Linked DNA regions of Homo sapiens: regions 1 and 3 are each linked to region 2. Evidence: chromatin loops called from intact Hi-C (ENCODE). Cell type or tissue: psoas muscle. All regions are shown on one strand. Region 1 overlaps LDLRAD4 (low density lipoprotein receptor class A domain containing 4). Region 2 overlaps LDLRAD4 (low density lipoprotein receptor class A domain containing 4). Region 3 overlaps LDLRAD4 (low density lipoprotein receptor class A domain containing 4).

Region 1 (8,000 bases), 190 kb before region 2:
AACCTGTCTGTGGTTCAGTTCCCTTAGCTATAAAAAGGAGACAGAAATAGTACCTACCTCACACGTTGCTATGAGGATTAATTGAAATAATATAAATAGAAAGCACCAAGAATAGTGTGGCACAGAGAGTATTATGTAAGTGTATGCTATAATTATTAATGATACCTTCTATTTTCATAAGTGTTTTTCCCTTTATTAAGAGTTTTGTAAAGGAATTAATCTTGTATAGTTCATACCTGTGTTCTTCCATTGCATAGAGCATAGCTTTTATTTGCTATAGCAAATAACATTTTTGCAAATAGCAAAGAAAATTTTGTTGAATAAATAAATGAGTGAATGAATTCCTATATTACTAGACACGGGCAAAAATGTTTTAAGGTGCCAGCATCATACCAAGAAACACAGATGTCAGAAGTAGACACAGAGCTTTCTTTAAGCCATCATATAATTCAAACGGTGGTTCTCTGCTGAAGCCTGTTTTCACCGTGTGTCTCTATAGCAGAGACGTGATCCCGAGCCCTGCTCACATGCCCAGAGAGATGACGAACCCATTAAGTGAAGGTGGAACCACCAACCACTAAACACAAAGTTCCTGTTATTGTTGGAAAAGGAAACTGGAAACAAAAGCCAGGGTTTCAAAAAGTGACAGTGCTTGGAGGATCTCATGCAAACCACTTAAAAGAAGGGCAAGAACTGGAAGAGGTCTGGGTACCCCACACTTGGCTGGAGAACACAGAATCGTGGGCATTCGCATTTAAAGCTGCACACTCAACCCTCAAAAGGTGCTCCTGGGCATCACTGGGCCCACTTCGCCAAAGGGAAACTGAGGATGATGACTCGCCATAGCTCAGAATAGCCCACGTGTGGCAGAGCTGGACTCAGCAGAGTGAGGACTCCAGTGTCCCCGCCAGCCCGATCTCTTCATGGAAGGTCTGGTCAGCCTGCCCTCAGCCCTGCGCCCTGCAGGGCACTGTGATGACTGGCCAGCACAGCCCACACCAAAGCTCTCCTACGACGCAAGTCACCGCAGAGATGAAGACAGAGCCATGCACGTTCCCCTCCTCTCAACCTCCATCCTGGAAGGCTCTCCCCTGGGACTGAGACACAGCTTCAAAGAAGGAGCCACGTGGGGTACAAGGGCATAGAGGGAGCACCCCTCCGGGCAGCCCAGGCTCCCCACCCACCCTGATGCCTGCTGGGCTGGGACACCGGGCAGCGTGGCCCTGGCTCCAGGCCCTGGCTTTTCCTTGGAGAACTGGAATCCAGTGGGAAAGATGGATATGGCGGACTGCAAGGGTTTGCAAGGGACCGTCCTGGGGGGGTGAGGTTTGCCTCTCTAGTAACCTGGAGGTGTCATCCACTTTGTGTATTAATCCTGGGGGCTCCCCTCAGTACACTACGTACCTGAAACTCTTGGAAACAAGAGCAGCTCCTCAGACAGCCCTAACCACCGGGGAGACAAGTCTGCCTATACAACCAGACTTCCTTTGGTGGGAAAGCACACCTCCCACCCCACACCCACCCTAGAGTAGCCGGGGCCTTGGCCTCAGGGCTGCCACCGCAGCTGTTCAGAAGAGCCACATCATCAGCTCAGGCGCACTATGTGCTATAGACACAGGCACGCAAGCCTCGTCTGTGGGGAAGGGTCGTTAACTGGAGAAAGGTCATACTTCCAGTCTATTACCCACCGTAATGAGCAAATGCAAATGAGAGACCTTTCTCAGGTCATAAGAGACTGTGTGTTTTGGAAACCTGAATAATCCCTTAACTGAGGAGGAAACTCAAGAGGAATAAGCCAGCATTTCTGGGGCTCAGGGCCCTGTGTTGTATTATTCCAGAGACCTCCAGGCAACAGATGCCCCCACAACCAGCCTCCCAGAGTAGCTGAGATTACAGGCATGGACCACACTGCCCAGCCCAGCTGTACTCTCACAGAAAGAAGATATAAAACTTCTTGGAAAAACTTACTAAAGAATGCAAATTACTACACAGCAATCTTTAGGTATCTGTAAGCACTGGACATCTCCAGTTTGAACCACAGACAAATGTCAATTATCCAAGGTCATGCATGAAAACAGTACCAAGAGTGGTTGCCCAAAAAACACTTCCATAGGCTTTGCAAAGAGTCTGTTTTAATACTTCGCTTGGCATACAGATGTGTCTGATAATCAGGGAGTTTACTGCCTGGCAAATAATGAAGCCACCCTAAGAAGGTCTACACAGTCCAAGGACAGAAGGGCGTGTGGGCTTCTCCTTCTCGAGCTCCCCACCCTTTCCTGCTGAGGACAGCAAGGGCAGGTGTCTGCAAGCCAGCCTCCTCCCTCACCATCCCTGTCCTGAGGAGATAATGAGTCCTTTTGGTTTAATGGACCTCCTGCTGGGCTGCAGCAAACACAGAAATGCAAAAGTAAGAAAGAAACTGTAATTTGTGACAATGGGGGACTTTAGCATATTCTCCAGTTAATCGTGTAATTAGTAAATGGAAACATGACTCCTCTTTGTAAAATTCAAATTCCACAGCCTGGCATCAAATGCACTCCAGTGTCTGGGTCCTGCCTGTCCTCTGGCCTCTAAGTGACAGTGACAATAGAGATGCCAACTGCATGAGGAAGGTACTGAACTGTACATTCACTGGCCCACTTAGTGCAATGAGGTGGGTATCAGTAACCCCATCCTACAAGGATGAAACGGGCTCCAAGAGGTCATGTGACTTGCCCAAAGCAACAAAGCCAAGCAATGGTGGGGATGGAGGCATCTCCCAAGGATGCCTGGCCCCAAGGCCCACCTGCTGTCCCTTCAACCAAGAGTCTTGCCTGCTAAGGCAGGCACCCCAAGATGTTCATCTCTGGATTTCATTTGTGCCTGGCACAAAACGAGGCATGAGGTAGACCTCCACTACAAATTTTGGAACAAAGCATGGTGGACTATAGTGCACCTCTGGTTTGAGAAAATATGTCCAGCACACCACCAGAGCAACACCATCCACTTATTTAATGATCACAAACAAGAAAACCTCGGGTATGGGTAGAAACGCAGGTACTCTCTTATAATTATTTCTTTTCCCAGTGATTTAAAAAAAAATTTTTTTTTTTTAATTTCTGGAGTTTCTCTATGTTGCATGGGCTGCACTCCTACTCCTGGGCTCAAGCACTCCTCTGCCTCAGCTTCCCACAGTCGCTGAGATTACAGGCGTGTGCCACCCCGCCCAGCCCAACCATACTCTCTCCTAGAAAGAAGATATAAAACTTCTTGGAAAAACTTACTAAAGAATGCAAATCACTACACAGCAATCGTTAGGTCACTGCAAACACTGGACATCCAGTAAATGTTGACAGTTGACTGAATGATTGAATAGAATTCCCAGACGTTTAAAGACATAATTTCCGTACTCAATTGAAGACATTATCCCTTTTCCCAAATCACATTCTACCAGGCTGTTTCTGTCAAATACAGTGTTCTTGAAAAATTACTGCAAGTGCCTGGTCAGAGACCTGAGGCCTCGATTGATCACACTATGAGATGAGGTTAAACGGAGCAATTCAATTTACAAAGATATTGATGCATGTTTAAAAATACTGTGATAGAAACTTCCGCAGAAGCTCACATTTACTTTGTCAGAATTCTCTATCAGCTTAAACACAAAATAGCCGGAATTTACGAACAGTTGACCAATTACATGTCAGTGAGTAGTGAACACGTACAGTGATATTTCTTGCCAAGCACTGAAACCTCCTTCCCTCCCCACTTGATAGGTCTGTGGGAAAGGGAGTGCCTTTGCAACAGAAAACGCAGATACAAGCACAGCACTGGATTCCAACCTTCCTTACAGCCAAGCACAGTCATGCGACCCAAGCTCCACTCAAAGCACCATCCTGGGCTTGACGTGGCACTGGAAACATGAGAAGACAGCAAGGCTCAAGAGGAGCCCTTCCTGCTGGTGGTGGCTGTTGCCTGCAAGAAGAATCCTGACTGATGCACAGCCTTGCTGTGATCCTGTCAGGTCACACACGCTGCCCTTACTACGTACCAGGAGAAGGAAGCAGCGCATCCAGGAAGCTCAGGACAGTCTTCAACTATGAACTTCTCAGCTCGGTTCATAGATCAATAAAAATTTGAGAAGCTGCTGGGAGCAAAGTGATCGTCCATAAGATCATGTACAAATTGGTACATTAAGTGCTCAGTTCATTCGTTCACTTACGGAGCGCCTACTGGCTGCCGGGTGCTATTCTAAGACACTGGGGCTTCAAAAACAAGGAAGACAAAAATCCATGCCCTCCAAGAGCTCATAATCTAGAAATGCTAACAGGTAAACAAATCCTTTTCTCACCACCGTAATTATATAGCTAGTTCAGTCCACCTGCCCTGCTGGAGTGGAGGCCCATAAAGTCGGGGACCCTGTCTGAACCTTCACTGCTGTCTCTCTAGTTCCTCATGTACCTAGTCCATAATAGGCACTTGATCAATATCATATGAATGGATGAGAGAGAAGTGAATGAATCTCATTCATTCAAATAGAAACACCATGGTAAATGTTATAATAGAGAAATATGGAACCTTATGATAATACTTCTTTATAAGGGAGATATTAGCTGACCTGAGTGCTGAAAATGAGCAGAAATTTTTCAGAGAGAAAAGAAAGATAAGGATACTTTAAGAGCTGGAAAGAACAGAGGCTGGGTGTAAAGGACATGTCATGCTCTAGGAATAGTAGGCAGTGTGATGGGGCCAGAGATTACATATGAGGAAGTAGCAGACAATGCAGTAACTGAGGCAAAGTCATGCCACTGATCTGACTACTGTCAAAGAGTTAGGGAATTGCCCTGAGCAAATACTAACTTCAGAACTCAGTGCAGGCCAGGCGTGATGGCTCATCCCTGTAATCTCAACACTTGGGAGGCTGAGGTGGGAGGATCACTTGAGTCCAGGAGTTTGAGACCAGCCTGGGCAACATAGTGAGACCCTATCTCTACCAAACAATTTTTTTAATTAGCTGGGCATTGGTGATGTGCACCTGTAATCAGCTACTCAAGAGGCTGGGGTGGGAGGACTGCTTGAGCCCAGGAGGTCAAGGCTACAGTGAGCCATGATTGCCCCACTGCACTCCAGCCTGGAAAACAGAGTAAGACTCTGTCTCAAAGAAACAAAAAAGAACTTGGGTGCAGACTACTGGGTTGGGTCTCATGATGGCAATTTCAACAAAAGTATCTGTATTATTCTGTTCTCACACTGCTAATAAAGACATAACAGGGACTGGATAATTTATAAAGGAAAGAGGTTTAATGGACTCACAGTTCCACATGGCTGGGGAGGCCTCACAATCATGGCTGAAGGCAAATGAGGAGCAAAGTCACGTCTTACCTGGTAGCAGGCAAGAGAGCGTGTGCAGGGGAACTGCCCTTTATAAAACCATCAGATCACATGAGACTTATTCACTATCATGAGAACAGCATAGGAAAGACTCATCCCTGTGATTCAATTACCTCCAACTGGGTCCCTCTCACGACAGGTGGGAATTATGGAAACTACAATTCAAGATGAGATTTGGGTAAGGACACAGCCAAACCATATCAGTATCCAAGTAAAATACTTGGAAGTAGTAACATATTAGTCTAATAGCAAATGCTTTGTTCAAGCATTTGTTAAGCACTTACGGCAAAACTATGAGATAAGCATACTAACAAAAGATGATTTTGCTCTTAGGACTCTATAGAGGCACTTTTTTTTCTTTCTTTTTTTTTTTTTTGAGACAGGGTCTGGTTCTGTCACCCAGGTTGAAGTGCAGTGGCACAATCTCAGCTCACTTCAAACTTCACCTCCCAGACTCAGGTGATCCTCCTACCTCAGCTTCCCAAGTAGCTGGGAATACAGGTGCATGCCACAACACCCAGCTAAATGTTTGTATTTTTAGTAGAGACGGGATTTTGCTATGTTGCCCAGGCTGGTCTTAAACTCCTGGATGCAAGCAATCCACCCGCCTCAGTCTCCCAAAGTGCTGGGATTATAGGCGTAAGCCACCGCACCTGGCCCGTATTGATACTTATAATAACTAACTGCCATCTTCTCTGGTGGCCATGAGAATGCACCCCATGGACCTTCAACTGGAGGGGCAGCCACTGTACCCTAAAAACCCATTCCTGCATTTTGCCCTGAATCTCCACTTCCCACTAACAAAAAGCCATCCACTGAAATCAAGCTAGCCTTTTACAAACAGAGCTTTCAGTTTCCCAAGAAATAATCAGTTTTATGAATTTCCTGCCAGCATCTAACCTGATTGGCCTTATCTCTTAGATTGTTAGCCTAATCACAAGGCAAATCTGAGGAAGGAGGAGAAATGTATACACAACATATTTCAAAGTCCAGTGTAGGCCATTATCTGTCATCCTGGACTCCTTATATGCTATGTTTCCATCCATTAATGCAGATTAAGCCTCACTGTGTAAACAATAGCAAAACTGAATGTCAATTAAAAGGGTATACATACCCATAAAGGTTTCTGTAAACTTCTTACTTTGAGATAATTTTAAATGTGAGGAAGAGTTGTAAAATCACTAGAGTTCCTGTCTACTCTCCTTAACCCACCTTCTCCAGTGTTTACATCTGACAGCTGCAGTGCAATCATCAAAACTAAGAAATTAAATTGGCATACTCCTATTATTATTTGAATTTCACCAGTTTTTCTGAATAATGTCCCTCTTCTATCCCAGGATCCCATCTAGGAGCCTGTGGTGTGTTTGTCCCGTCTCCTTAGCGCCCCCCATCAGGATCCCATCTAGGAGCCTGTGGTGTGTTTGTCCCGTCTCCTTAGCGCCCCCCATGCCATGTCAGGTCGGAAGTCCCTCCTTGCCTTTCAGAGCCTTGACACTTTTGAAAACTGCTGGTCCAGTGTTTTGCAGAACGTCCTTCGATTTGGGTCTGTGCGGTGTCTTATCACGATTAGAATAAGATTCTGCATTACTGGGAAGAACACCACAGAGGCAGTGTGCCCACTCAGTGCGTCGTGCCCTGGGGTACCACGTGTGGGTATGTTTATTGTTGCTGATGTTGACCTTGAGCACTCAGTGTTTGCCAGTTTCCTTCACTCTAAACCTACTATTTTCTTTTCATAATTAATAAACATTTATACTTGGAAAGACACTTTGAGACTATTCAAATATCTTGTTTCTCCTTTCTCATTGACTAATTTCAGCACCCAGTATCAGGTCTCACCTACAGCATCATTATTATGATGTTCTGATGGTGATTTTCTATTTTCCTCAATTCTTCTACATGTACTAACTGGAATTCATCTGAAACTCTTCTCCTCCAGCTTGCGAATGGCCCAAGCTGTCCCTAATCTAAGAATGAAACAGTCCATTAAGAATTAGTTTAGAGAATGTTCATGCTGTCAGATATAATACAAAATTGGCATATGTTCTAGAAACTAAATAAGATACAGGTTGAAGATAGAAATGTTTAAGAATGTAAATTGCACATAAGATACAATAGGTTAATAGTCTGACCTATCTATCAGTAGCTTAAAGTCTTCCTGTGTCTAATGGCAATAAATAAGAGACAAGGTTATTTAATAATCTATAGGCAGGGTAACCACAAACAATATGGTGAGGAATCATCTATAGTTAAGGACAGATCCCTAGAGGGCAATTAAGCATTTTACACAGGATCCCCAAGGGGGCCCCCACACATCTCCCCCTTCCCTGGGAGGGGAGGCAGCAGCCTACCCACCCCTTCCAGGCCCTCCTCAATCACTCACTCACTGCCATGAGGCCTGGTCTCATCTGTATTATGAAACTAGCCAGTTACTTCCCTAGTGAAAAAACAAACAAACAAACAAAAAACAATAAACAGTGTGATTATACCATGTCACGGAGGTAATGTGGAAAACAGGCAGAACCCAGCTCTTCATGGGCAGGCCTATTTGGGGGTCAGGGGTGGGCTGTGACACAAAGGCAGGATCACACAGCTCCTCTGAAGTCTCAGTAAGATGTTCTTAGAGACCTTCA
Region 2 (8,000 bases):
ATGTGCTCAGGTGCCTGTGAACAAAACCACACCGATCATGACCAGCCCTAGAGAAAGTGGTGCCATCTTGCTCCCTCCAGCACGGTAAGCACCCTCCATTCCAGCTGCTTCCAACCCCTCAATGAAAGACTGTCTTTAATTAGTTCATCACCACCTAGTAAAGTGATTTTTTCATCTCTCTCAAGCTTTAGGAGCAACAGCTTAAGAGGTCAGGCACTGTTCATAGTTGTTGCAACTCTGGAAGGGCTGATGCCTTGGAGGAAAGCAGAAAACTTTAGCACATTTGCAGAGGATGTGGAGGTCCTCCACAGACGACACAAGAATGGAGTATGGAGGATCATGAATTTTCTGTCTGCCCATCATGAATTTTCTGTCTGCATCCTTAGGGGCAAGACTAGCAAAGAGTGTGAGGTCCAATAGGGATCATTTGAAATGAAGAGAAGCGACTGAACAAGGTATGGTGGGGCTATCCAGACAGCCAGGTGCTGACTCCACCCCCTCCTGGCCCTCATTCTCCATTGCAAGTTCAAGGCTACCCCTAAAGAGGGAGGATGAGGAGGCTGGGGGAAGACCAAGAGCAGTCTATGCCCATCGTATCCTATAATTTGTTTAAAAGACATGTTATTAGAATGTTTATTGCCCTGAACCTACCTGAGTAGAATTTAATTCTATTTTATTTTATTTTATTTTATTTTATTTTATTTTATTTTATTTTATTCAAATTTTAAAAAGCACAAAGGTCTTACCCCACCTACTGAGATCATCCACTGACATTATGATGTTTGGCCTTAACAAAATTCTAGCAAACAGCAAAACTCTTTTCATCGATAAGCCAGATGACACAAAGTCAGATTTTCAAAATAAAAAGATAGGAAAGAAAATTTAAACGTCATGTGCCCATATCATTTACTGCCAAATTTGCAAAGGTTTTTTAAATAATATTCGGCATTGACAAGGGTGCAGTCACCCTCTTCTCTGTGGGAATCTAAGTTGCCTCTCCCATTCTGAAAGCCCCATCTGGCAATATTTTTGGAGGACCCTTAAAAGTCTTATAGCCCCCAATTTCCCTTTTAAGAATCTACCCAAACAATGTTTTAAAAAATGTTCAGGCCAAGCACAGGGGCTCACGCCTGTAATCCTAGCACCCTGGGAGGCCAAGGCGGGAAGATTGCTTCAGCCCGGGAATTTGAGACCAGCCTGGGCAACATGGCGAAACCCGGTCTCTACAAAAAAAAAAAAAAAAAAAAAGCAAGGCATGGCAGCATCTGTAGTCCCAGATACTTAGGAGGCTGAGGGCAGAGGATGCCACAAGCCTGAGAAATGGCGGTTGCAATGAGCCGAGATCACACCACTGCACTCCAGCCTGGACAACAGAGCAAGACCCCATCTCCATTTTTTTAAATTATCAAGTTATGTAATAAATTTCTAAAAAAAAAGTTTAAAGACGTTCAATGCAATCATATTTATAACAGAGAAAACCGGTAACAGCCTCAATGTCCTAAAACTGGTTTTAAAAAAATAACAATATAACCATAGAATAGAATATTATACAATCTAGAAGTAGGATTTTTGGAGAATATTTAAATCACATGAAAAATATTCATGAAAGAATGCTAAGCTTCCTAAAAAGTACATAAATGACTTTATAATTAATTAATAAACCTGGAATCTACTAACCTACTAATCATCTCTAGCAGTGAGATCATAGATAATTTCAGTGATTTTTATTTTCTTCCTTCTTTCCCTATTTCCTAATTCTCTTCAGTACACATGTATCAGGAAAAGAAAACGTTATTTGTCCCACAGATGCTGCTAGGAGCAGCTACCCCAAGACAGGCCTTGCACCTTGGGTCATGACAATGCGTGGCTACTGAGAGCTGTTGACAGAGTGGACAGGGCCCAGACCAGGACAGTCTCTCTAGAGGTCTTCACCTCCTCAACCGTAACTTAATCAGCCCCATGCCGGGCTAGCCCCATGCCACAAAGGCTCAGAAATGCCCTGCAACATGTGGGACACCTGGTAGTATCTACATAGGGGTCAGCATCCATCCCAGCTGCTGGGGGTGGCTCAAGAGCTGTGAGGGACACCCTTTCCTGCCTGATACCGTGGACCAGTTTGCAAAGAGCTGACTGTCCTGCTAGGCCCATGATATGTGCATCTCTTGGGTACTCCCTTTAGGTCCCACAATCTCAAAGATTTAGCTTGTCCAAGGTGGACAACATTTCATAGGACGTACACGTCAATATGCATGATTCATTTACCTATACCTCATGGAGCAAAACAGAGACTCTTGGCCTGGCGCAGTGGCTCACACCTGTAATCCCAGCACTTTGGGAGGCTGAGGCGGGCGGATCACTTGAGGTGAGGAGTGAGAAACCAGCCTGGCCAACATGACGAAACCCCGTCTCTACTAAAAATACATAAAATAGCTAGGTGTAGTGGTGCATGCCTGTAATCCCAGCTACTCAATTTAGGAGGTTGAGGTACAAGAATCGCTTGAACCTGGGACGGAGGTTGCAGTGAGCTGAGATGGATCACGCCACTGCACTCCAGCCTGGGTAATAAAGGGAGACTCTATCTAAGAAAAAAAAAAAAAAGAGAGACTCTTAAAGATGGGATAACTTTTTTTCATTTTTAAAGAAACTGTAGGCCAGATGCAGTGGCTCATGCCTGTAATCTCAGCACTTTGGGAGGCCAAGACGGGCGGATCATGAGGTCAGGAGATCAAGACCATCCTGGCTAACACGCTGAAACCCCGTCTCTACTAAAAATATGAAAAAATTAGCCGGGCGTGGTGGCACGTGCCTGTAATCCCAGCTACTCGGGAAGCTGAGGCAGGAGAATGGCATGAACCCTGGAGGCAGAGCTTACAGTGGGCCGAGATTGCGCCACTGAACTCCAGCCTGGGCGACAGAGCGAGACTCCGTCTCAAAAAAAAAAAAAAAAAAAAAAAGAAAGAAAGAAAGAAACTATAGTGCTCTTTGTCCTGGGATGAACTGGATCCCTCCGAGTGAAGAGACAGCTGGTGGGGGCATTCCCAGCACACACCCCCAGACCCAGGCAGTTAGCTGCTCCCAGGAACCGGGCAGTCACACTCCACCAGGCTACACCCAGAGGTGCCATGGGGAGGCTGATGGAAGTGGTTTTAAGGACCAGTGCAGAAGAAATATCTGGCAATACCAGCACTCCTGCTGACTGTTGCTTTGTCTTTCTCTCAAGGAACTCAAGGGATAAGGTGGACAGAGACAAAGCTGCCATGGTCCAGTGCTCATAACTGAGGCTCTTGCCACAGGTAAAACAGGCAGAGAGCAGAGATTAGGATTAAAAACAGGGGAGGGAGTTGGGGAGGGAGGGCTACAGCACGGAGGCAAGAAGGACAAAACCCTGAACTTGCTGGCTGGATAGAGTCCCAGTGGGACCTGTATGGGGACAAGAAGAGAATGGCACCCTGCCAGTAAGTGGTCCCAGATGAAGAATCCCTGACCCAGGTCCCACCTCATTTAGCTCCAGAGGCAGATCCCAGAACCTGGAGCGATACTGCCCAGGCTGCTCCACCCTTTATTCACAAGTTGGTGACTCTGGGCAATGTCTTGACATCTCTGTAACATGCAGATGGCAGGAGGACCCATGTCACAGGGCCGCTGTGAGGATTAGATTAGTGAATCAGTGTATGGCAGCCCTCAGAACAGAGCCTGGCACACAGGAGAGGCTACAGAAGCACTTGGAGCTGCTGTTATTATTATCTGCCCACGTGCCCTGGTTAGAGGTCAGGGAGCCCTTCGGAAAGCAGCCTGGCCTCCTACAGCCTCTCCAGCGGCTGCCTTCGGAAGCAGAGAGACTTTCCAATGGAAATTCCCTTGCAGCTCTGTGCACAGGTTGCTGGCCCCTGGGGCCACGGACTCCGAGAACAATGCCTGGCTGTGCATTGCCGGCCCAGCCCTCTTCTGAAGAATCCCAGCAGCCAGGCCAGCAGTGTACCAGGAAGCCACACAGTGTGGCAAAAAGCCTGCCTGCCATTCTGCAAACCCCAGAGGCAGGAAGTCGAAGCACATCTGCAGAGGGTCCTCGCGACACCTGGCATGGAGGATGGCTAGCCAGTGTGAGTGGGAAGAATTTCTTTCTCTCAAGGCCTACTTTCAGGAGACTCTCTAGGTCCTTTTAGGAACAGAGCAGATGAGGGCAAACACACATCACTCACACCCACCCCCTTCCCTACCTTAACGCCACTCAGTCGTCCAGTCCCCAAGTCCCATCCACAAAGAGAAGAGCAAATCATTTGGCAGGGGCCCCTGGTATGAGGTGGCTTTGTAACATGAGCTGTGTGTCCGCAAACAACTAGGGCAAGACCATTAAGTTCATTACACCTGTCACTCTGCCAGCTGAGCTTCCAAATTGCCCAGATGAAAGTACATTATGCCCAAGGAGTGCCACCCAGGCCCTCCCAGGCCAGTACAGCCTTATCTATCGTAGACAATTTGTTCTCAGTGTCTGCACCTGCAGAAAGAACACAACTGTAAACAGCTTGAAACTTGGCTTTGAGATACTTTAGGCCCTGGGCAGCTAAGAACAAAGTTGAGGTCTCCTGGGAAGAAGCTAGGTGCCTGATTTCCCTGCTCAGAGGAAGAACGGGAGTGTGGACCAGAGGTGGGGCCAGGGCAGGGGAGGAGGCGGAGCAGCCTAGCAAAATAAAGGACACAGAGTTGCTCCTTGGATTCTACTGCCCTGCAGTAGAGCCAAAAATAAAAGCAAGGCACACCCTTTTCATTTCCGAACCGAGGCACAGAATTCTAGGCGGCAGGCAGAGGCCCTCTGCGCAGCTGCATGCACACCAGGCCCATGAGCGGCGCCCAGCCGGCCGCCGGCTGCAGAGTGCGTTTGCAGTGCAAGCGTGTTGCAGACAGCGGTAATTTATTTATCCCTGTCATGTAACATTAACAATCTGTCTGGAGCTTGGCAAGCACCAACTTGCACTGTCACATAAACTGTCTGACAAACTTAAAGTTTCGTAAATGCTTCTCTTTTTCCAGCAGACAATAAAGCATCCTTAAAAAAAAATAGTTGTCATCTTTTCTGTTCCTTTTCTCTCTTCCTCTTCCAAAAAAAAAAGGAAGAAAAAGAAAAAAAAACCAACAACAAAAGAACCCATGCAAACAGAAATGATCCCTCAGCAGGATCCTTAACCCTGAACAGCTCGACATTTTTCCGATGCCAAGTAAATGAGTAAATAAATGGATGGGGGGAGTGACGTTGTAGGAGACGGTTGAGAAGGGGGTACAGAGGAAAATCTGCAAAACAAAAGTACAGTCATTAAAAATTAATAAAGGGTGTGGACATCCAGACCCCACCCCCGTCTGCTCATGGGGATTGAGCCAGACATTCTGTGTCCTCGTTAAGTGGAGTCTGGCAGGCTGCCGGAGTGTTAGTGGGTTCTGGGAATGCCAATATATTAACCAGAGGACTTTTTGCATACCCTTTAGAGTTTTTATTCTAGAAAAGTCAACCATTTGGCACAGTGCAGCATTATTTTTGTCCGGGAAAGCTCGCAGCTGCCAATCAAGGGAGAAATTATATCTATGTTCTTTGTAATCTCCAAGACCTATCTGGAAAACAAGCTTGGTGGAAAGAAAAGTCTTCACAAAAACAGCTTAAAAGGCCAAAGTACCATTTTTAGTGAGAACTCAAAAGAAAAGCAATCCATTCTTAAATCACATGGATATGTGACAATACAGACATCATTTTCAATTCCTCCTGTGATGGAAAAAAATGACATTAACTGAAAATTCAAACCCAATATTTTCAGCATAATTAATAGTACAGGTACTAGCTTCAGTCCTTTCTCTGCCTAACAATGAAGCAAACAATGCCCCCCAAAAAATGTCCCTAAAAAGTGGCAGGTCTTGTGGCCTAAATTTTCAAATAGTAGACAGAACCTTTGCATTCCTATTTTGAAACTTAAGACTCATCTTCCATGTACACCCGTAATATAGGTCAAGATGTAATTCTAAACTAACACAGTTCATATAGGCAGAAAGTCTCTTTGACATCAGAAAATAATGGCTTCCAGGAGATTTTTTTCTGAGACCTAAAAAAAGGAAGGAACAGAGGGAGAGAGGGAAGGAGACAGAGAGGAAGGAAGAAAGAAAAGAATAATTTTGGACTACATAGCAATTTTGCCGCTATTCATATTTAATATCCATGTGCCGCTATACATTCTGTTAACTATTTCCAAAAATTTTTCCAGGTTAATATGGTGCGCTCTTCTTTTACAATGTTTTATCACTTCTTGAGGGATAACATTTTTCCTTCTCTACTAACTCTTACACAGGAAGAAGGACACATCATAGAGACTGGATAAGCCCAGATTCCAAAGAAAGATGAGAAGAAACATGGCAAGGACTACCAGAAAGATCAGAGCAGTCTACAATTTCAAGAATTCCTGCCCAGGGCCCTGAGGTGGCTTTGGTTTTACGTGATGACGTAGAGCAGTCACCTCCCACCCACCACAAGGAGACTTTATGCTGGCTACATGCAGAGACGTCAGGAGCTCAGGGATCTCTGCTGGACTGCCTGCCAGAAACCATGCACAAGGAGCAAAAGTCACTCTCCTCTGACTGTGCTTCCCTATCAGTCAGGGAGGTTACCCCTGCAGCAGCCCAGAGCAAAAACAGAGAGCGTCCCAGGAGCTATGAGGCTGGTCTGCCAGGCTGCTAAGTCAACCAAGACTACAGCACAGTCCCAAACTGTAAACACCTCTGCAGACGGGCCCTTGCTCTCCGCGTGCCAGGCAAGAAAACTATTCTTAGAACACTGTCAGCAGTTGGGGGAAAATAAATATTTGTCTATGTATGTATATACTCCAGTGGGAGTAGGGTGGGGTGCAGGAGTCTCAAATAATGTGCCAACAAATTGGCACAAAATCCCTTAATAAGCAGCTGGCACTGGCTGCGTTCCACTGCAGGATTGTGGTCTTGCAAACCAAGCCCATGAGAGGATTCAAGAGACAGCCCTAAAAACCTGCCGGGAAGAGTCTTCTCCAATGTAAATACAAACCTACACGAACCAGGACCATGGCCAACAATGGCAAGCCCTTCCAAGGGTAACAGCAGAATGTTAAGAAATTAGAGAGGTCATTTAAAACAAGGGAGGAAGGTAGCTACAATTCCATTACAGCAAATCCCTTACTGGCATTTACATTCCCAGCCCTAATTCCTAACACTGTGTTCAATGTCAATAGCAAAATGAAGCTCTTAAAAAGAATTAAGCTTTCAAAGATCATAAGGAAGTTAGCCCCCTGTTTTAAAAAGCACTGCTTAGAAAGGTCCATCAAATAACATTTCAAGGGTTGATGGGAAACCAAATATAATTCAATAAATATACATGGGTAATACTCAGACATCCTCATTTGTCTATGTAATGACTCAGATTTGACACTCTGATCCTTGACTGAACACAAAGACTATATTCCAGAAGAATTGTGCAGAGTACAAAGGGAGAGTTACAGATGACAACACACTCGAGTTAAAGACTAGAAAAGACAATACCATATACAGAATGCAGACATGACTTGATGCAATGGCAGTCTCCCTGTGCAGACTTTGCAGAACCTTCTCTGTCATTCAATACTCAGTCCTGAAGCTCCAGGGAAGATACAGAGAGGAGGATGCCATTCTTGGCTAGCCAAACCGGCAGAAAGGGCCGTTTTTAAAAGGAAGCTTCCCAGCACTAGCCCTTCGAGAAGGCACCAACCTCCTTACCAGCCATAGGACCCTATTTTTGAGAGTCAATGCTGCTCACCATCTCTATCCACCTCTACTGCAAATAACTTACTAATACTAGCGCTCAGAACCCACATTCTGTGCAGCTACTCTTACCTCACATCCTACAATGCCTAACACATAGTAGGCCCTCAATAAATATGTATTGCAATGGTAATTAACATTTAGAAAGCAGCGCTGGTCCGGGGATGAGAAGATGCCAAAATAATTAGAAAAGAGAAAAA
Region 3 (8,000 bases), 290 kb before region 2:
TCCTTCCAGGAACCCCACGTGTGCCTCCAGGACCACACTGCTTGTGTGGAAGCCAGGCATCCACGGGCCGCCCTCCCTGAACACAGTGACTGACTGCATCTTACAGATGGCCACCAGAGACATTCAGACATCTAAGGAAGCCTCACCAGCAGACTTCATAACCCATGGGCAACCAGGAAGCTCTTTCCAAAACGGAGCTACCTCTGGTTCCTCGGGACCTTGTGGAGGGAAAACCACATCATTACTCATGTGTATCGTGCAGGCAGTTGTCCCACATGGGGAGTCATCCAGTTAGAGAAAGAAGATGTGTCTGTGTAAGGGAAGTGGAAGATGACAGGAACATTCTTCTGCTGGAACTGGGTAGTGGGGACATAAGCATCCACTGGAATTGATGATTCTTAATACCTCACACATAGGTTATACATATTTGCTTATATCAACTCAATATTTAATAAGCCATTTTTAAAAGAGATGCCAGGCCAGGTGCAGTGGCTCACATCTGTAATCCTGGCACTTTGGGAGGCCAAGGCGGGAGGATCGCTTGAGTCCAGGAGTTCAAGGCCAACCTAGGCAACACAGCCAGACTCTGTCTCTGCAGAAAAATCAAACAATTAGCCGGGTGTGGCAGCATGTGCCTGTAGTCCCAGATATTCGAGAAGCTGAGGCGGAAAGATCACTTGAGGTTAGGAGTTCGAGGCTGCAGTGATCTAGGATTGTGCCACTGCACTCCAGCCTGGGGAACAGAGCAAGACCCTGTCTCAAAATAAATAAAGGAACAAAATGAAATGAAGGGATGCCAGCTGCCTAAGGAACACAGGCTGATATAAGGCCACTCTCCTTCAAAGAAGGTGCCGTCAGGAAGCATCGTGAAAGGCTTCTTCTCCAAATGAATCGCCATTATCCAGGGTAACAAACCTAAACACCTTTATATGACCTTATACAGAATTTATAAAACTTTTTAGGATTGAAATACACTGATGCTCTCAGACACTGATCCCTGAATCAAAAATAGTGTCCACTTGAAGTGCCGCTCTGTTGGTTTTTAGAAATAAACGAAATTTCAAATGCCACCCTAGCAATAAAGAGCCACACGATGTACACACATTTGTGAAGGAGGGCGCTACCAGAGTCCTCAGGTCTCTCCACAGCACACCCTCCCCGACGGCCTCAGAGGCACAGGTGTCCCCTGGATCTGTACTGTGCCACCAAGGTGACATCTGAACAAATACAGGTGTGTGTTGGCTGCACAGGGCTAGAACTTCCTGTAAGGCACGAGGGCTCCTCTAGGACACCCGGAAGAGATCGTTCATGGCTTCACTGCTGCTGTAAAGGTTCAACCTCATTCGAAGTTTGTTACTGTCACTTGTATTTGCAACACCCTCACTTTTTCTACATTCAATTTTGGGTGTAGGGAAGAGGGGGATATGTAAATAAAACCTTGATATGGTCCAAAGACCTACAGTTCTTTTTTCTTACACATGGACACTTTTAGGAACCAAAACATTTCAGCTTAGGCCGAGTGCAATGGCTCAGGCCTGTAATCCCAGTGCTTTGGGAGGCCAAGGTGGGTGGATCACTTGAGGCCAGGAGTTCAAGACCAGTCTGAGCAACATGGTAAGGTCCCGTCTCTACAAAAAAAAATTTTTAATTAGCCAAGCATGGTGGCATGTGCCTGTAGTCGCAGCTACTTGGGAAGCTGAGGTGGGAGGATCCCTTGAGCCCAGGAATTCAAAGCTGCAGTCAGCTATAATTGTGGCACTCCAGGTTGCACTCCAGCCTGGGCGACAAAGAAAGACACTGACTCAAAACAAAATGAAACGAAACAAAACAAAAAATTTCAGGTTGCTTAAGAAATTCCCCATAAAATGCAAATAAATACCTCAAGCAGTAGTGATCGTAATATAATTTAGAAATGTTTCAGCTCTCCAAATCTTGTGTCATTGTCTGACTTATTTATTAGGTCCTTAAAAAGGTAAAATAAAGAACCATTGTTAAATGATGAAACATAAACGTGAATTTGTAAGTCTACTGAGATTCCTTCAAGAGGCTGGCAAAACAGCAGGAACCTTTCACCAGTGCTATACATCTGATCAGTCACTTGCATTACATGACAATTTAGCATTTGCTCATCTGTGTTGGTGTCTATGTGCTGTAGTTTTAGTTTTTGTTTTTTAAGACAACTGTCCTATAACCATAAGCCATCTAGGACAACCTGGCTTCAAAGTTACATTCAAAGTGACATGCAAGAACCACCACCACTCCTTGTTTGTCTCCTGTTCTTTGCTCCACATTTGGAAGCTTTTCAAAAAGCAAAGTCAGAAATACTCATCCTTCCTTCCCTCATGCCTACAGGCAGCTCACCAAGGATTTTGGTTTCTTTAAAACCAATGTAATAACAGAGGCAGGCAGAAGAAAGAATGCACGCCAGTGTTGTGCACAAGGAAGGCCTATTCGGGAGACGAACAGAACCCAAGCCTATCGAGACCATATGCTCCACCGCTTACATTTGTCTTCTCTAAAGGCTGACCCTTTAACAGTTATGTAATTCAGTTACTTCACAACCATTTAAATATAGCAAAATGTCCACAAAGAAAAAAAGTTGCCCACCCACCTAAATACCTTCCATGCTTTGCCCACAGTGGTAATGTGGGGGTGGGGGTGGGCAAACATGCCTTTCAGTGAAAGCATGGAGAGATGTTACAGTCCAGGGCTTGAAAGAGCCTCTGTCAATGGCTTGCTCACCTACAAATAGTGTAGGGTGGGTTTGAGCAGAGACGTTGAACCTACAACTCTCACCTGTGCACCAGGATGTTTGCAGAGGCTGGGCAGCAACACCAGCCTGGGTTTCACCAGGGCTTCTGCATGAGCTTAGCTCATCAAGCTGCATTGCATTAAGCCTGTGATCCTGGGATTAGCTCAGAGACACAGCTGTCCAAGGTGGAAGTTACAAGACCAAGCGAACCCACGGCTTCTTTAAATAAATATACACATAGACACAAATATGGAATTTAAATAGTCTTAAGACAGTGTTAACAAGTAGTCCCCAGAGAGGGCTACCACGGCCTATGATGTCAGCCTTTCCCATTACCTCGTCTGTCTCTATTTGGCCCTAGAATCCTGGCTCACCTGTCAGCGAGGCCCACCTGACTCGGATATCCATGGTCAATTATACGAGAATGGGTTATTTAACTCTTAGCTTTATAAATGGAGGAAGGAAGCTTTATAAATGGAATCGATATCTGTTGTATATTTATTATATGCTAGACACTGTGCTAGGTGATTTATTTGTATTCATCTAATTCCCACAGTAATTATGTGAAATTGGTTTATTATCTCATTGTAGAGAGGAGGAAACTGAGGTTTAAAGAAACGGTTTACTCTTCCAAGGTCACAGTTCACAGAGAGAGTCAGGATACAACCCAGGACTTCAGCCCTCCACGAGTTATTATGGATTCTTTGAAAATGGGTGGGCCCCTATTATGGAATGAGACCTATATACAGTTTACTAGAAGTTAGTACAAGAGTTAACATATACGACAAAGTACACATGAAATACAACAACAATAATCTCCAATCTCTCCAACTTCCTGGCAAGAGGCAAAAGTCTGTTGGGACTGTATGGATCATGCTTTCTCCAGCACCCCAGTTCCCTGAATTGATCCACAATGGTGAGCTATGGCCCTTCTAGCTGAAAAAGCCTATATTACTTTCTGCTGAAAATTCTCAGGATGTCTATCTGAATTTCTCCAAGTTCTGACTTTGAATCAGAGTCTTCATCAACAAGATCTCTAAATACTTTTAAATGTTTCAAGCTTAAAAAGACAGGCTAAGTGTGCCAGGGTAGGACCCACCTTATACACTTTTACCTTGGCCTGACAGGTGTTCCATGAGTAACCTCTAACACGCTCTCATGAAATCAAAGCCCAACATAGGTCCAAGGCTTGGGGCCCTGGTGATTTGAACATAGCAAGAAAATTCAGCATAAGCTCTGAAAGCTCACAATAAACGGAGACTGATGAAGACGATGAAGGTGGAAGCCTGTGAGGACCTGTCCGCTCCTAAATATCTGAGGATCCAGCTCCCCACGGGATCCCCAAGAAGAAGATCTGAAGCTCCTGAAGTTTGCATTTTCCCTAACAAAAGAAGGGAAAAACACATGTAATTTAATAACTTCTTAACTATATAAGTATGGCCAAAAAATGTCCATGGAGACACAAAGTTGCCCACCCACAAAAACATCTTGTGTTTAGCCCACAGTGGTTAACACGGAAAATGTGACTTGCTTACTGATCTCTAAATGTGTTCTGAAGCAGCAGACAGCTCAGATTACAGAAACCGTTACTAGGCTGTCTGTAAGCCTGGAGACAGGAAGGGTGCAGAGTGTATTACAGTGAGGGCTGGCCAGGCTCTGTCACCTGTCAGGGCAGCTCTGTGACCCCGGGGCAAGTGCCACCCAGAACAAAGCAAACTGCAATGTAGGGCAGGCTGGATGACATGATCATCAGACTGTGCACACTTATGGAGCTTATGTAATGTGCAAGACCCTGTTCTGGTGCTGGCCCTCTGGGCAGTTTAGACCCTTATTCGTTTAAAGGAACTGCTGCTGAGCAACTAGCATCTGTGGCCAAACTTCATCCACTGCACTATCATTTGATAATTCAGAGACAATCTCCGAAGTCCAAAAGGCAGTGAGAGAAGACAGGATAGGGTAACGTATAAAATAAGCCAAAAAAATTTACTTTTCAGTGCAAGTGATCTCCACTGCCAAATTTATTTTCAAGCAAAATGTGAAATCCCAACATATTACAGCCAACTGGAATTTGACCAGTAATACCCAGGACAGTATCGGAACCTAGTTATCCCAAAAATATGGGTGTAAATTTTAAAGTTAAACATAAATGCAGTTAGAGTTAGAGGAGGGAGGAGGCAGAATACCTGGAAAAATCAATCTCTAATTTTCTCAAATTAAATGCAGTAGTCATTAGTTCTCTAAAGCTCAAGGAAGAATTGATCAAGTCCATTTAACCTAGGAACTGTGAACTACATAAAATTACTCAATGAATCTAAGGAAGTAAGAATCCAGAATGTGAACATCAAGAGCAGCAAAACTATTAGGAACATAATATATGTCCAAAAGCATTAAGGTTTGAAAAGAACTCAACACCCACATTGTAAGCACACAACCTTTTCCACTCCAGAAGCTCATGGCGAGCACCTCACAAAACCACAAGGGATGTTCCTGTTTTGAGATTATTTTCTTACAAAGTTGTCCCCAAAGGAAAGGAGGCCACAGATGACTGAGTGGCTATAGTTATGTAGGGTTTTAGGAAGATCATTCCTGTATCATGACTCTGGTGGAGGTTTATTTCAGTCAGGTACTTCATGCCACAGCAGATGTGTGGCTGAGGGGTTAAAATAATGGCATAGCTAAAATATGGCCACATTTTCTTACTCAGCCTATATCTACCCTGTAGGCCCAGCATGAGACACAACCATGAAAAGGAACAGGAAGGAAATTACATTTAAAAACAAAACACGATATTTTGCCTTCCAACCTGATTTAGATAAACGGAGCAACGCAAGCGCTCCTTGTTAGAAACTTAATTTCTATGCATAAAGAAATGTCGACTACATACATCAGCTGTCATGGTACATACATCCCAGATGTTGTACATCTTTCTGGTCCCCAGAACATGCCCCATGCCAGTGACGCTAAAAATACATTTCTTGTGTGTTTCCTCATACAGTCTGATTTGGGGGCATTAAGCTGAGCAAACAGAGAGGAGGCCAAGGTCTTCTCTTTGTTTTAGGTCTGGGGATTTTTATTCCTGAGAGCCAACGTTTCTTGGCCCAGCACGCCCGAGGGAGAACCAATGCTGGGGCTGTTCCGGCACCTGTACCCATGTCCCCGCCTTTCCTACTGAGGGGCCAGAAACAATCACTGTCTTTCTCATCCCCGTCCATTCAAGTCAGTCCTTGAGGGAAATTTCTACCTATCAGAAAACGATTACAGAATTCATGTCATATATTTCCTTTCTTTACCCATAATTTTCAAAGAATATGCCCATTTTCTATTAATAGTACACTGATAACCTGTGTGACTATTTATTTATTTTGAGACGGAGTCTCACTCTGTCACCCAGGCTGGAGTGCAGTGGCACGATCTCGGCTCACTACAACCTCCTCCTCCCGGCTTTGAGCAATTCTCCTGCCTCAGCCTCCTCAGTAGCTGGGATTACAGGTGTGCGAGACCATGCCCGGCTAATTTTTGTATTTTTAGTAGAGATGGCTGGTCTTGAACGCCTGACCTCATGATCCGCCCGCCTCAGCCTCCCAAAGTGCTGGGATTACAGGAGTGAGCCACTGTGCCCGGCCCTGTGTGATTTCTTTTTGAGCACATTTTGCCTTCCCTTTTCAGAAACAGGATCTAAAGCTCAGTGGACAGAGGCCTTCTGAGCAGGTCCAGTTTTCTCCTCTTCCTTCTGCAGGCTGCACTTGGGCCGCTCCTCACAGATCCTGTGTGTGAGGACATGAGTTCCATGACTTCTATGGGTGAACTAATCCAGGCTTGAAGAATGTTGCTCCCAGAAATCACTGCCGTTTTCCTAACTTACATGTATTAGCTTTTCTTTGGAAGATCTGAATTTAATTCCATTTTTTTCCAAGCAGATAAAAAGATCACTGGAGCACCATCTCCACTATCTTCCTGTTTTGTTTTGTGTTGAAGTTTCCCTCTCACTCCTCACCCCAGCCACATTAATCCTCTCCATGCTTTCAGCCGTATCTCCCTCTGCCCCAGGTAGTGCCTCTCTGCTTCCATACTCTGCCGTGGAGACAGACAGTCCATCACCAGCCCTGGCTGGGAAACTTAACAGGTGTTGACACTGTCATTCTGCACCAGAAAGGCCAACCCAACTGACTTTGCCTTTCCTCATATTTTTAAAGATGATTTTTTTATTTCAATACTTTTGGGGTATAAGTGGTTTTAATCACTTGGGTGGGTTCTATAGTCATGAATTCTGGATTTTAGTGCACCCATCACACAAGCAGTGTACACTGTACCCAATATGTAGTCTTTTACCCCTCGCCCCCTCCCAACATTCCCCCCAACTCTCCAAAGTCCATTATATCAAAGATGATTTCTAATAATTATTTATGCCTCTCTTTGGAACTCTCTCTAAAGGACTCCTGCATCATAGAACCAAATAGTTTTAGAGCTAGAAGAGACTTTGTGAAGGTTATTCAGCCTTGTACAGAAGAGAAACTGAGGCCCCAGGAGGCTGCATGACATGCAGAAAGTCTCCAAGCTGACTCCTGGGATTTAGCTAAAATCATAGGTCCCCATTCCCACAAAAACATATTACCTCTTCCATTCTAGATCTAACCACGGAGAGGCTATCCCCACTTTACGCAGTTCAGATACAAAAACATCTCAGTTCCCATGATTTAGTTAAATAACACCTGCCTCTGAACAATACGGTTCACATTTCAGTTACTACAACACAGACATACTCGGAGATGCTGCAGATTCAGTTCCAGGCCGCCAAAATAAAGTGAATATTGCAACAAAGTGAGTCACACAGATATTTCGGCTTCCCAGTGCATATAAAAGTTAGGTTTCCACCATACTGTAGTCTCTCTAGCGTGTGACAGCATTACGTCTAAAAAAGGTACATACCTTAAATCAAAGACACTTCATTGCTAAAAAGTGCTAATGATCACCTGAGCCTTCATTGTGTTGTAATCTTTTTGCTGGTGGAGGGTCTTGCCTCAATGTTGACGGCTGCTGAATGATCACAGTGGTGGTTGCTGAAGGCTGGGGTAGCTGTGGCAATTTCTTAAAATAAGAAAACAATGAAGAGTGCCTCATTGATTGACTCTTCCTTTGACAAAAGATTTCTCTGTACATGCAATGCTATTTGATAGCATTTGATCCACAGCAGAACTTCTTTCAAAATTGAAGTCAATCCTCTCAAGCTCTACCAATGCTTTAACAACTA

Evidence for each region. A loop is a pair of places that touch in the nucleus more often than their neighbours do. Peaks named below come from ENCODE experiments on the same cell type or tissue, not always from the same donor. Only the 100,000 strongest peaks of a DNase experiment are listed, where the experiment ranks them.
Region 1: a loop joins it to region 2, with 2.3 times the contacts of the local background. A loop is called at or near these places in 7 of 110 quality-filtered maps.
Region 3: a loop joins it to region 2, with 5 times the contacts of the local background. A loop is called at or near these places in 18 of 110 quality-filtered maps.

What each region holds. Positions count from the first base shown.
Region 1 is chr18:13,408,995-13,416,994 of GRCh38, reverse strand. All of the region lies in intron 3 of LDLRAD4 (low density lipoprotein receptor class A domain containing 4), which reads right to left. Among named protein-coding and RNA genes, the nearest start is that of LDLRAD4-AS1, 15 kb to the left of the region's middle. In psoas muscle, no CTCF peak of the experiment used is centred here; a DNase peak (open chromatin) is centred at 3,904; H3K4me3 peaks cover 342 bases; H3K27ac peaks cover 2,115 bases.
Region 2 is chr18:13,219,429-13,227,428 of GRCh38, reverse strand. All of the region lies in intron 1 of LDLRAD4 (low density lipoprotein receptor class A domain containing 4), which reads right to left. Among named protein-coding and RNA genes, the nearest start is that of LDLRAD4, 4.7 kb to the right of the region's middle. In psoas muscle, no CTCF peak of the experiment used is centred here; DNase peaks (open chromatin) are centred at 3,818, 4,328, 4,808, 6,748 and 2 weaker places; H3K4me3 peaks cover 4,474 bases; H3K27ac peaks cover 5,047 bases.
Region 3 is chr18:13,509,628-13,517,627 of GRCh38, reverse strand. The region is part of intron 4 of LDLRAD4 (low density lipoprotein receptor class A domain containing 4); the gene reads right to left. Among named protein-coding and RNA genes, the nearest start is that of LDLRAD4-AS3, 43 kb to the right of the region's middle. RefSeq lists a silencer at 4,325-4,434. In psoas muscle, no CTCF peak of the experiment used is centred here; a DNase peak (open chromatin) is centred at 4,427; H3K27ac peaks cover 5,610 bases.